2 separate regions of the Mus musculus genome follow, and region 1 is linked to region 2. The links are chromatin contacts, found by Hi-C or POLR2A ChIA-PET in ENCODE. All regions are on one chromosome and are shown on one strand. Each heading gives the region's core, a stretch centred on a gene start or an enhancer-like site at or near the end of the contact. The rest is flanking DNA. Distances are from core to core; before and after follow the strand shown.

Region 1 (6,467 bases), core at 3,454-5,953, 44 kb before region 2:
TACACATTATATGGTGGTGCAATAGGCTTTACCCTTATTTCTTCTGTCTCTTAATATCTTTCTCAATTTTGTGTTTTGTCTAATTTTCATCTAAGTCTTGTCTCCATTTTTCTTCTAAGGCCTGTCTCTGCTTTTCTTTTAAAGACTTTTTCTTTGAGAAGGCATGAAAAGCCAGTATGATTACAAAGGGTTACCAGCAAGGTAATACTCATAATTGGAATTGTGACCATTTCAATTAAGTCACTTATCTCTTTCTTTTTTGTTTCTTTTATCGCTTTCTCTTTTGTTTCTATCTTTAAGTCATTAAAAATGGCATTATTTACAGTCCAAAATCTGTGTTGCTCTTTTAAATCTTATTTATCTTACTTCCTCTCATATTATTCATTTTAAATTCTTTTAACTGACTATGATTTTCACAGCCAGTCTTTTCCATCATTAGCATTTAAACATTTTTCCTGGTCCAAAGTTTGACTGTATTTGAATGTTTTCTTTTTCTGTCTGGCTCCTCCTATTTAGCTCAGACCTTACGCTGTCAGTAGCCTTTCAGGTCACAGGGAGAGTCATTTCTGCCTTCCACCTGGAACCAGGAGTTGCATCTCCCCAGACCCACCCCTTCCCCAATCTGGGAAATTGTTCTATTACCCAGGAGGGGCTCCTCAAGCCAGCACAATTCATACTAGTATGAGCACACTGGTTTATTTATTTATTTTATGAATATGAGTACACTGTTGCTGTTTTCAGGCACATCAGAAGAGGGCATCTGATTCCACTACTACAGATGGTTGTGAGCCACCATGTGATTGCTGGGAATTGAACTCAGGAGCAGTTGCCATCTCTCCAGCCCCAGTTACACAAGCCTTTTAATCCTAGGACTTGGAAGGCAGAGGCAGAGGGATCTGGTCTACAGAGCAAGTTCTAGGACAGCCAGGACTACACAGAGAAGTCTTTCTCAAAAAACAAACAAAACAACAAAAATACTAGAAAGCAGGCTAGAGGTATGGCTCATTTGGTAGAGCACTTGCCTATCAGGGTTAAAGCTCTGGGTTCCATCCCTAATATTAGCTATGGACATGCATTTTCAAAAAGTTCTTCCCGGGGCTGGTGAGATGGCTCAGTGGGTAAGAGCACCCGACTGCTCTTCCGAAGGTCCAGAGTTCAAATCCCAGCAACCACATGGTGGCTCACAACCATCCGTAACAAGATCTTCTGGAGTGTCTGAAGACAGCTACAGTGTACTTACATATATTAATAAAATAAATCTTAAAAAAAAAAGTTCTTCCTAAGGCTGGAGAGATGGCTTAGAGAGTTCAGAGCACTGACTGCTCTTCCAGAGGTCCTCAGTTCAATTTCCAGTAACCACACTCTGGCTCACAATCATCTATAATGAGATCTGGTGCCCTCTTCTGACATGCAGATATATATGCAGAACACTGTATATAATTAATAATTTTTTTTTTTTAGATTTACTTGCCTTTAATCCCAGCACTTGGGAGGCAGAGGCAGGTGAATTTCTGAGTTCAACACCATCCTGGACTACAGAGTGAGTTTCAGGACAGCCAAGGCTACACAGAGAAACCCTGTTTCCAAAAAAAAAAAAAAAAAAAAGAAAAAGAAAAAAAAAAAGACACACCAGAAGAGGGAGTCAGATCTTGTTGCGGATGGTTGTGAGCCGCCATGTGGTTACAGGGATTTGAACTCTAACTTCTTACTACTGCCTCCCATCCCTGCTCTCTCTCTCTCTCTCTTCTGTGTAGCCTTGGCTGCTCTGGAACTCTCTCTGTAGACCAGGATGCACTTGAACTCAGAGATCCAACTGCCTCTGACTCCAAAGTGTTGGGATTAAGGGTGAACACCACCACCTGGCCACCTGACACTCTTTCACTCACTAATCATCAATCATCCTTGGTTACTCCTAGCAACAGCCAGGGCCCAAAAGGGAAGGTTTCAACCTCTTTCCCTGTCCCTGTAGCAGAAGTATCCCCCAATTATTTTAAATATTAATACAACAATAAGCCCATGATTGGACAGGGGAAAGGGAAGCAGCGCTAAGAGTTTCAGAGACAGAGACTGGGACAGGTGGAGGGAGAAGGAAGGAAGATGGAGGAAGAGAAATGATCCAGATTCCGTGTGGCTTTAAATGGCCACAGGTGCTATGAATATCATAGAAGGGATGGAATAATACATTGTCTTATCTAGTTGGGCATTTTATATCAATATCAATTGGCTCTGAGTTCATTGTGTGGGCATTTTATGGGGTGAGAATTTACTGATATATATCTGACTTATAAATTACAAGCCTCTAGAGGTTTTTTTCTGTTTTTGTTTTTCTTTTTCAAGACAGGGTTTCTCTGTGTAGCCCTGGCTGACCTGGAACTCACTCTGTAGACCAGGCTGTCCTCGAACTCAGAAATTCGCCTGCCTCTGCCTCCCAAGTGCTGGGATTAAAGGCGTGTGTCACCACGCCCGGTTTAGAGTTTTGATTTTACCAAGTTACTGGGATTTTGAACCACTGACTACAGGCTGGGAATGTGAGCAAAATCCACGTCAAGAAAACTGGGAGATGTGCGGTCTCTGCCATAGAGGCATCGGGGTCACCGGAGCCCAAGAGTAGCCAGTGAAAGCGTGTGATGGTGCACTTTTTAATATTTCCTGCAACACCTCCCTTTTCTTCCCTATAATCATCCCACCTTGTAAGAAGATGCAAGTCTCTAGTTCTTCCACAGTCCTCCCTCAGCAGGCTTTCCCACCAAAATAAAAGTCCTTGCACTATCTTAAGCTCATAATTTCCTATCTTCTCAATGTTATTTCACCTAGCACATCATAGAACCAATTTGGTTAGGCCCAAGGCGGTGGTGCTTGCCTTTAATCCTCCACTAAACAAGCAAAGGCAGGCGAATCTTTGTGAGTTCTAGGCTAGCCTAGGCTACCTGAGAATTTCAGGCTAGCCAGGGCCATTTAGTGAGACCCCATCACAAAAACCAACTAATCTACTAACCAACCACCCACTCAAACAAACTAGAAACCTGGGAACACATTCTAGGCTGGAGCTAGAAGAGGTGACTTAGTCCCTAAACCCCAGCACTTGAAAGGCTAAGATTGTAGGACTACAGAGCTACAGTGTTGGAGGTCAACCTGGGCAAAAGTAAGATGCTGTCTCAAAATAAAAATAGCCTGTAAAATGACTTAGCAGGCAAAGACGCTTGCATGAGCCTCTGACTGCACATGTAGGTTATTGTTGTATACCGGCCCGCGGCCCACTTGGGCCTACACCTGGGAGGCAGGCTGGGGCTGAAAGAGACTAGACTTCGAGAGAAATTAATGGAGACCAAGACATGATTCTGTTCAAGGCCCGCCAGTTTACTAAGAGAGTGTGCTCATAACAGGGAAGGCCCATCCCCTGCCAGTCCATTTCTGGTGTCTGGAGCCAGCCTGTAGGCGACTTGCAGGATAGGGTGTTCTTCAGGTATATCTCAGCGGCCTCTCAGCAGGTAGCAGTGTCTTGGAGGAGCAGTGGCAGGTGGCAGAACAATAGAGCCATCTAGGCAGGAAGGCTCCACCCCAGGTAATCTCCCTAGTGGCCTCAAGGTCAAGGTCTGGATCAGCTTGTTTCAGGCTGGGGGAGGTTACAGCTTATGGCACTGGTGTCCCCTCCCTCAACAAAAATAAATAAATGTAAAGAAAAGAACAAAGAACAATTACGATTGTGCCGGAATAGACTGGGTTCATATGTGGTAGTGTGCAGCAGTGGAATACACCTAGACAGCAAGCTGGTGAGGGGACAGTTACAATACATATGGAGGTAACTTGCACATGGGGGCAAAGCTTGTGGGGAGAGTTGCTGGAGAACTATGTTGTTGTGGTCTGAGGAACTTCATAGAACTGTCTAATACATGTAAATCAAGGCAGTATACTGTTTATAAACACAAAGGCCAGGATGACTGCTTGTTAACTTTATGCCTGTAGGACTAAAATCAGTAGCTGGGTAGGGGGTTGCTCAGTAGGTCTGAGTTGATTCCCACCCCGCTCCAGATAGAGGATAGGAAAACAAAAGAAAAAAGATGGGCGCAACTCTGATTATAAAATAAATTAAGTCGTGCAGGGTGTGGTAGTGCATGCTTTAATTTCCAGCACTCTCGAGGCAGAAGCAGGTGGGGCTCCATGAGCTCGGGGTCAGCAGGATCAACATAGTGAGGCCCAGGCTATGTTGCAATATGTTGCTACACGTTGCTACATAGTGAAACCTTATTTCAAAAAGAAAAAAAAAAGCCAAAAGAATTACTTTGGATGCGTTTTCGCTACATCTCTGGAAACCCCACCCATTTCAGGCAAGACGTCACCCGAAACTTCTGTCTCCAAGGCAACAGAGAGCGTCCTGGGAACTAGTACTGCGCAGGAGACCTGTGCAGGGCTGGCTCCGCCCACACGCACTTCCGGGTGCGACTTTGCGCCCATCCCCTTTCAACGCTCCCTCTCTGTTCCAAGAATGCCGAGACGCAGGCATTTCCAGTTTCTTCTTTAGAGAAACAGAGCTCCCGCTGACCATGCATAACGCGTCCGTCGGTCCCTTTGCTACCAGACCAGACGTGTACGTCATGCTCGGGGTGCCTTGGTAGCTATAAGCCCCGCCCCCTGACCCTAAGCATAGTGCGTCACGCGCAGAGCCTCCTGGGAGTCGTCTGTCCCGCCCCCGGGCTGGCTCTGCAAACTACAGCTCCCGGCAATCTGTGCGGCGCCCCGCGACTGTAGTCGGGGAGCCGTGGTGGGGCTCCCTGGTGGGCTAGCGCAAGAGAGGCGGCCTTGCTAAACACTGTTAGGGGGCGGAGGACGGCGGGCTGCAGCTGGCGTCTCGGTGGCGAGCCGAGGCTCCACTGTCAGCCTCTGCGCTGCTCAGGGGCGGGTATTCCTGGGCCGAACGAGCGCGGAAACTCTTGGCAAGTGGGGGGCCGGGCCGGGCGTCCTCCCAGCGACGGGGGCGGTGGCACGGGGCCTAGGGGTCCTGATCGTCCTGACGGGGCTGCGGTTTTGTTGGCTGACCTCGGCCCTTCAGCGCGACGGGCTTTTGGTGCTTCTCCCCCTGGACCCAGCTCGTGCCCGTTGCGCGTTCTCGGTGCGTGGGGGTGATGCAGCGTGTCCCAGCCACCAGACCCATGGGAGCTTTTTAAGGCGACCAGCGGCCTCTGTCCCTTCTCAGATGTTAACTGCGTCTCAGCACCCCTGGCCATAGGTTTGGATCTCCTGGGGCTTTCAGAGAGGAAGGTCAGCACGGCGGAGGCCAGTCCCAAGTCTCCAAGCATCAGGGCTCCTGCCCGATTCTCAAGGCGGGTGGGGGACACTGGACCTCCAGACAGGTGAGCGCTTGACAGTTCGGGTTTGGTTTGTTTCTCTTGAGGATGCCGTCTGATGTGTCAGGGTTTGTGTTTCTGTTTAAATGTGCTTGAGTGGACTGGGCAGTGAGAAATCGTCCTTTCTGCCTCCTTTGGGTTCAGAACCAATAAGAAAAGCAGAGATGCCAGGAAGGCTCTTAAGGAGCTAGTGGGCTTGGGGACAGAGCAAGATTGGCTGCTTATAGAATGTCTCCTGGCTATATATTCCACTGTGGCCTGTTGCTTCTGATGCAACAAGTATCTGAATGTCATTATCCCACCCAAGGTCAGCCCTAGGCAGGGTGGTGAACCCCAAGCTACAGTGTACCTAGAGTTCCCCAGAGATTAGTAGCCATGATACCCCTGAACCTTAATGATGTCCCCCAGCAGATGTCTTGGTGCAGGGTAGATCTGGTTTCCTGGCCTCTGTGTCTTCAGTTGACATTCTTGTTTGATTCTACTAGCATCTAGGACATCCACCTGCCTAGTAGGGGCCTCTGATGAACCAGTTTTGTTAGACATTTTTCAATTCAACAGTATCTCCGACACCACCAGAGGTATAGGGAGATATACTCGAGTCCTGAATCCTCTCTATGTCATGTAGTTTTATTCATTTGAATAAAGGCAATCTGCTAACTTTTATACTATAACATGACTTAATTTTTTTTTAAAGATTCATTTATTTATTATATGTAAGTACACTGTAGCTGTCTTCAGACAATCCAGAAGAGGGAGTCAGATCTTGTTATGGATGGTTGTGAGCCACCATGTGGTTGCTGGGATTTGAACTCTGAACCTTCGGAAGAGCAGTCGGGTGCTCTTACCCACTGAGCCATCTCACCAGCCCATGACTTAATTTTTGTGGCTGATTGGAGATTCCCAATAAAATATTCATATAATAAGGGGCAGCATCCCCCTACATTGTCCTGATAATTCTGACCTATTAAATGTCCTGGCATGGTGTCCCACAAATGCTTTTTTTACCCCCAAAGATTTATTTATTAATTATATGTAAGTACACTGTAGCTGTCTTCAGACACACCAGAAGAGGGAGTCAGATCTCGTTATGGATGGTTGTGAGCCACCATGTGGTTGCTGAGATTT
Region 2 (6,230 bases), core at 3,260-5,759:
ACCAGCCTGGTGGTGGTGACGCACGCTTTTAATCCCAGAACTTGGGAGGCAGAGGTAGGCGGATTTCTAAGTTCGAGGCCAGCCTGGTCTACAGAGTGAGTTCCCAAACAGCCAAGGCTACACAGAGAAACCCTGTCTCGAAAAAAAAAAACCAAAAACAACAACAACAACAACAACAACAAAAACACAAAAAACAATCAACCAACCAAACACCTCGAAAAACAAAATCAGAACCTCTTTGCAGTGGCACAAGACCAAACCTCCCAAGTTGACCCCCACACCTATTTTTTTTCTTTTTTTCCTTTTTGTTGTTTTCACCTATATGTATCAAATGACAGCAACTGTGCATGTAGACAAATGATGTAAAACACACAAACCAGAAAGAAAAGCAAACAGTTATTCCAAAAAGTCGACTATGAGTTTATGCTTTTGGCTAAAATTCCACTCATGCTCGCTTTTAGACCCAACTGAAGAAAGCAGAACATGGGAGAGGATGCAAACAGCTGTGACAACCACAGAAAAGGCCAAGCCTTCCATACCTCCCTCTGCTGAATGGCTACGATGTCGACGTTTCTCTTTTCTTTTCTCGTCTTTTCTGTGATGAGCCTTTTCTTTCCGAGACATTTGCTGGGGTGGTTTGATGGCCAGAGAATCATCCTCCTCTCCTCTGAAAGAGATGAGCAGCACCGTGAGAGCAAGAGCAGAGTGCCAGCATCTACTCAGACAAGAGCATCATTCCCAACACAAAGAACTGTGAGAAATCAGTGTGGCCTGTAGTACGAATGTGCCGCCTTTCTACAGAGAGGGGCGTGCTCATTTATCCATTTCCTTGATTGTGGTGATGGTTTCATGGCCAAGGTAAAATATGTCAAAGCACACATCATATACAATTCATTTAGTTATTTATACCTCGATAAGGCTGCTAAAGTCCAGTAATTTTATTAACTTTAACAAATAAAAAAGGTCACTTAGGGCTGGTGAGATGGCTCAGTGGGTAAGAGCACCCGACTGCTCTTCCGAAGGCCCTGAGTTCAAATCCCAGCAACCACATGGTGGCTCACAACCATCCGCAACAAGATCTGACACCCTCTTCTGGAGTGTCTGAAGACAGCTACAGTGTACTTACATATAATAAATAAATAAATCTTTAAAAAAAAAAAAGTCACTTAGCAGAACCTTCAACTAATTCTTTAACACAAGACCCTGGAAGACTTTACACTCTGAGTTTCTTAGAAGGATTTCCCTCGGAGTTGGTGAGATGGCTCAGCAGGTAAGAGCACCCGACTGCTCTTCCGAAGGTCCTGAGTTCAAATCCCAGCAACCACATGGTGGCTTACAACCATCCCTAACGAGATCTGACTCCCTCTTCTGGTGTGTCTGAAGACAGCTACAGTGTACTTACATATAATAAGTAAATAAACCTTTAAAAAAAAAAAAAGGACTTCCCTCAGTTGTCTTACAGGATGGGAGGAGAGAACAAATGACCTCACCACCGTGAAAGGACCATCAGACATCGATGCTGCTGACAGTGGCCCCTCCAAACTCAACCTTGGGTTACTCTGAAAACTGTAGACTTGCAATACAGGATAGCGATTTAAATATACTAACTAAATGGTGCTGGTTTGATTGAAGATATTACAAAGAAAGGAATACATGCTTATTTGGACTTCATAATAGCTGACTCCACACAAAAGCCATCTCACATGTGAGACAAACGTCAGGACAAAATACAAACTTTAAATAGCCAGCCATGGTGGCACACACCTTTAAATCCCAGCACTTTTGAGGCAGAGGCAAGTGGGTTTCTGAGATAAAGGATTTATATAGTGAGCTCCAGGACAGGTAGGACTATATAGAGACACTGTCTCAAATAAACAAAAAAAACCCAAACATACAAAAATTTATCTTTTTAATAAATTCATTTATGTGTATGAATGTTTTCCTGCATATATATTACATGTGCCCATGGAGGTCAAAGGGCGAATCAGATTTTCTGGAATTGGACTTACAGATGGTTGTAAGTCACCATGACCATTGGCTGCTGGAATCAAACCTGTAGACTTGCAATACAGGGTATAAAAACAACAAGTGCTCTTAAACACTAAGCCTTCAAACCTTTCCCTAGTAATACCGACAAAAGGCAGGCTAGGGGACCAGAGAAAAGGCTAAATAGTTAGGAACACTTGTTGTTCTTGAAAAAGACCCAAGGTCAGTTCCCAGGACCCATACTGGGCATCTCACAACAACCTTTTACTCCAGCTTTGGGGACCTTTTGATTCCTGTGGATAAAGTAACACCCACGTACACCCCCACCCCAACACTAACTCCACCCACCAACCAATAAAACTGCAAAAACAAAACGCATGTTTTAAGTAGTTCACAATTCTGTATTGGGATGCATTCATAGCTAACCTAGGGCCCATGTGGCCCATGAGCTACAGGCTAAATATGACAACAGCTTAAGTTCTCTCACCTGTCTTCCATAGAATCCTCTCTTCTATATGGTGAGTTCCTGATTGTGATCTCCATTCGGTGATCTCTCAGCTCCCCCTCCTCAAGGGAATCCCTTTTGGAATCGCGGTCATCAGACTAAGAAGCAAAGGAAAATGAAGCATTGAGTCATTTTCCTTATCAATCACCTTTCTTCTTTGTCTATCTTTGAAAAATAACTTGTTATGTAGCTCAAGACGGTTTTTGAGCTAGAAACCTGCCTCCGTCTTCAAAATGCTGAGGTTACATCACTGTACATCACTGTACATCACCATACGTAGCTCACTATATATATGCACAGACACACACATATATAGGAAGTATATGTGTGTATATATATATGCATATATACACATATATGCACACATACATACAAATGCACATATATATAATTATACATATACATAAAATATACATTGCACTGGCTGGCTTTGAACTCAATAGATCTGCCTGCCTCAGCCTCCTGAGTTCTTGAGTGTTAGGATTAAAGGTTGTACAGGTTAAATATCTTTAAGGATAATTGAAGTTTGCTAACCAACTCTAAATATACATTTTTTGAATAGAAACTTCAAATATTAATTTTGTTCAAAACTCATGTAATTAAAATCACTTTTTTTTTTTTTGGTAACCTGAAACCTGAGAACAGAAAATTTAAAACATTGTACATGATAAGGGTCATAAGACTATATGAACGTTAGTTTTTCTGAGCCAAAACTAAGACTTTAGTTGGATTTTTACACACGAAATACATCATACATATATTGACAATAAGAAGCACTTATATCAATGTTTCTTATCCAGTCACCTAAGGACTCTAAATATATCATCATCCAAAGCAAGGTAATTACAAAGCACTCATTTTAATTGCAAGGAAAGTTCCCACTTTATTAAAAATGCTTGGTAAATGGTATTATGAATATACTAATAATGAAATGAGAAAAATTAGTCTGGTGGCAGTAATGATTCTAGGTTCAGAATATTTTATTTTGTAACGAGATATTCTCATTTCGATACAGCTTCAGTGTGTTATTAATCTATCTTCAACGTCAACTGAGTATATGAATGTTTTTGTTAATTTTAGAATAGATTTTGGGCTCACCTGTGACATTTGGAAGTACAAAAGAACTTCACCGAAGAAGCGTTGTTCTAATGGAAAAATGAGGGCAAAGAAATTAAATCTTCTTTAAGAAAACCACTTACTTAAAAAACATAGCTTACATTTTTTAAGCGTTTTATCTCTGCTTTCTCCTCTTGTTCTTTCCTTCGTTTCTTTTCCTGGAGAATTTCATCTAACGTTTTCACTTTCCAAGAGTCCTTTTCATCACCCATTTGAGTTAAAACACTGCAAAAAGAAAAACAATTCAAGCAACCTCGGGACACAGAAAGCTACGGTCGGTCTGTCGGTCTGTCTTTTCCGAACACTTAAGTCTAATCGTTAGTGTTTCAGAGTAAGTCCCGGTAGGTCGGAAGGATTCTGCCTGAATACACTGTCGTTTCTGTCATTCCTGTAAGGTTTTGGGTAACTTAGTTTACCTCAGTGTTTTCCGTAAAACGCAACCATCATCATCCACGTAACGGTACTGTTCTAGGATGAAAGACCATCCAGGTCATTTCAGTGCCTCGCACTCAACACACTCTGCCTTAGGTGTCAAAAGGTTGTATGAGAAAGCTCCAGGACGCGGGGAGGCCTGGGTGACAGGTAAGATCAAGGTGCACTGTCAAGCGCGGGACTCCGGGGCGGGGTCCCACTTCTGAGGGTTCAGTCACGCAAACCTGAGGCAAGGGCCGGCTCCGGGGGCCGCCAGGCCTGCCGCCTCCACCGCCCTCAGCTCCGTGTGGAGCGAGACTGCTCCGCGGCAGCAGCGTGTCGCCAGCCGCGATTCTTCAGGGGCGCCGTAAACCCTGCTCCGAACCCCCGCGCCGCTACTCACCCCTGCGCCGCTACAGCCGCCGCAGCCGGTCCTGGAGTCTGGGAAGGAACAGCGCCCGGCGCGCGCCAGGATTGTCGTCACTTCCTCCGCGGAAGCGTGATGATGACGTACGACGACGACGACGAACCGCGTGTGCGCTCGACTTTTTTTGGCCGCCCCACAGTACCTTGCGCGCACCGGAAGTGTCCTTACATCGTGAGTTGGCTCCTGCCAACGACGCGAGGCTGGGCGGATAAAAGCGAAGTAGCGTCTGGTAACGTCCTGGGGTGTCTCCGAGAGATGACGTTTCGAGACGATGCGCTCGGCCGTCTGCGGAAACCGGAAACCGTGCCTCCCGCTGCACCTTCGCTCTGCCAGGCAGGGCTACCTCCAGGCACTCGGTAGCGTAGTCTGCAGGCCGAGCAGCATTTGCACTCGTGACAAGCTGCTTGTGCCACTCAACCTTCCGCAGCCAGACATTTGTTTCTACCCATCAGACTAATTGCTCTGACGTATAGACGCCTCCAAAGTGGCGTCGTGCCATCCAATGGAAAAACAAGTTGTCTTTCTGACCTACCCAGGACCCAGGAAGCTGAATTCACAGGTAGGCTAGTTAACATCCTATGATGAGGAAGTCCCCTGCACAAGAAAACATTGAAACGAATCCAGTTTCCTCAGCCAACCTCCTTAAAACAACCTCTTCTGCTTGGCCTACGATAGTGGTTGAGTCTTTATGTTATTGTTTTGCTTTGAAATAGAGTTTAGTACGTAGACCTAGCCTCTATTTCTGGCCTGTATCTCTGTATTCTTTTTGTTTTCTTTTCATTCTAAATGCTGAAGTGTCTAGACACTTCTCAAACGTGTACTTAAACCACCTGAAGGTCTTAAAGGTTTTTACGATTCCACTAAAAACCTATTAACCTATCAGGGCTTATGGAAGAGAGAGCAGAAAGGAAAATTCCAGCTGCTTGTTTTTGTCAGGTTATCCTGTGGGTATTGGGGAAAAAAACAAACAAACAAAAAGCAATGCCATGCATCAGTGGAGCACACCTTTAATGCCAGCACTAGGGAGACAGAAGCAGGCGGACCTCTTGTGAGTTTGAGGCCAGCCTGGTCTACAGAGCTAGTTCTAGGACAGCCAAGGCTACAAAAGCAGCTCTGTATCGTGAAACAAAAAATAGCAATATGATTAAATTTCTTGAGTTAGGGTCAGAAACAAACAAAATGAAAAGGAAACCACTGTTAGTTATGACTGTGAAATGGTAAGATGTGAAAGAATATAACAACTAGTGTATGAAAAAAATGAGGGATATTGGAGTGAAACACTTTGTGATCCCAGCTCTTACTTTGCCTCCAGAGTTATCAGTGACTTGGAAACTAAGTCTGATTTCAGTAGCATACATAACAGAGTTATACAAGCCAGGTGGTGGTGGCTCACATCTTCGATCTTATCACTTTGTAGACAGAGGTACCGTTTAAAGGTGGCCTGGTCCACAGGGTTACACAGAAAAACCTTGTATCAAAAAAAAGGAAACCAAACGAACAAAATAGTTACATGTTTTCATATTCATACAAGAACCATTGGCAGCTTGGATAAAAAGAATGAGGAGGCTACTGCAGGATTAATTACACAATACCAATTTATTTCAGGAATCACTGAATTATCTAACAGAATTCTTTTCTAGGAGGCATTAATATAATTATTTAAATACTGAAAGAGGTGAAATACAAAACAGTGTACATTTTATGATGTGTTTTAATTCTCTAGTATTGTTTGGTATAAAGCAAATATGACTTGGCTTTGATGCAGACAATTGTCCACCCTAAACT

What was found. Hi-C counts contacts between places; a loop is a spot of excess contacts on that map. ChIA-PET counts read pairs that join two places held with the same protein, here RNA polymerase II (POLR2A).
Region 1: a loop to region 2 is called in a map of gastrocnemius, with 2.4 times the contacts of the local background. The contact joins the promoter of Mib2 here to the promoter of Cdk11b in region 2. A Hi-C loop is called at or near these places in 7 of 37 maps with a recorded cell type or tissue (gastrocnemius, heart and left cerebral cortex). POLR2A ChIA-PET finds 5 or more read pairs at or near these places in 3 of 5 experiments (Patski and embryonic stem cell).

Annotation. Positions count from the first base shown.
Region 1 is chr4:155,667,455-155,673,921 of GRCm38, reverse strand. It overlaps Mib2 (mindbomb E3 ubiquitin protein ligase 2), which reads left to right and starts at 4,703. Exons shown (of 20, transcript NM_001369164.1): 1 at 4,703-5,348.
Region 2 is chr4:155,623,133-155,629,362 of GRCm38, reverse strand. It overlaps Cdk11b (cyclin-dependent kinase 11B), which reads right to left and starts at 4,509. Exons shown (of 20, transcript NM_007661.4): 1 at 4,422-4,509; 2 at 3,709-3,832; 3 at 2,474-2,589; 4 at 540-667. The coding sequence starts at 3,819. It overlaps Gm16023 (predicted gene 16023), which reads left to right and starts at 4,608. Exons shown (of 3, transcript NR_040441.1): 1 at 4,608-5,004. Slc35e2 (solute carrier family 35, member E2) reads right to left here. Exons shown (of 9, transcript NM_177186.4): 9 at 6,023-6,230.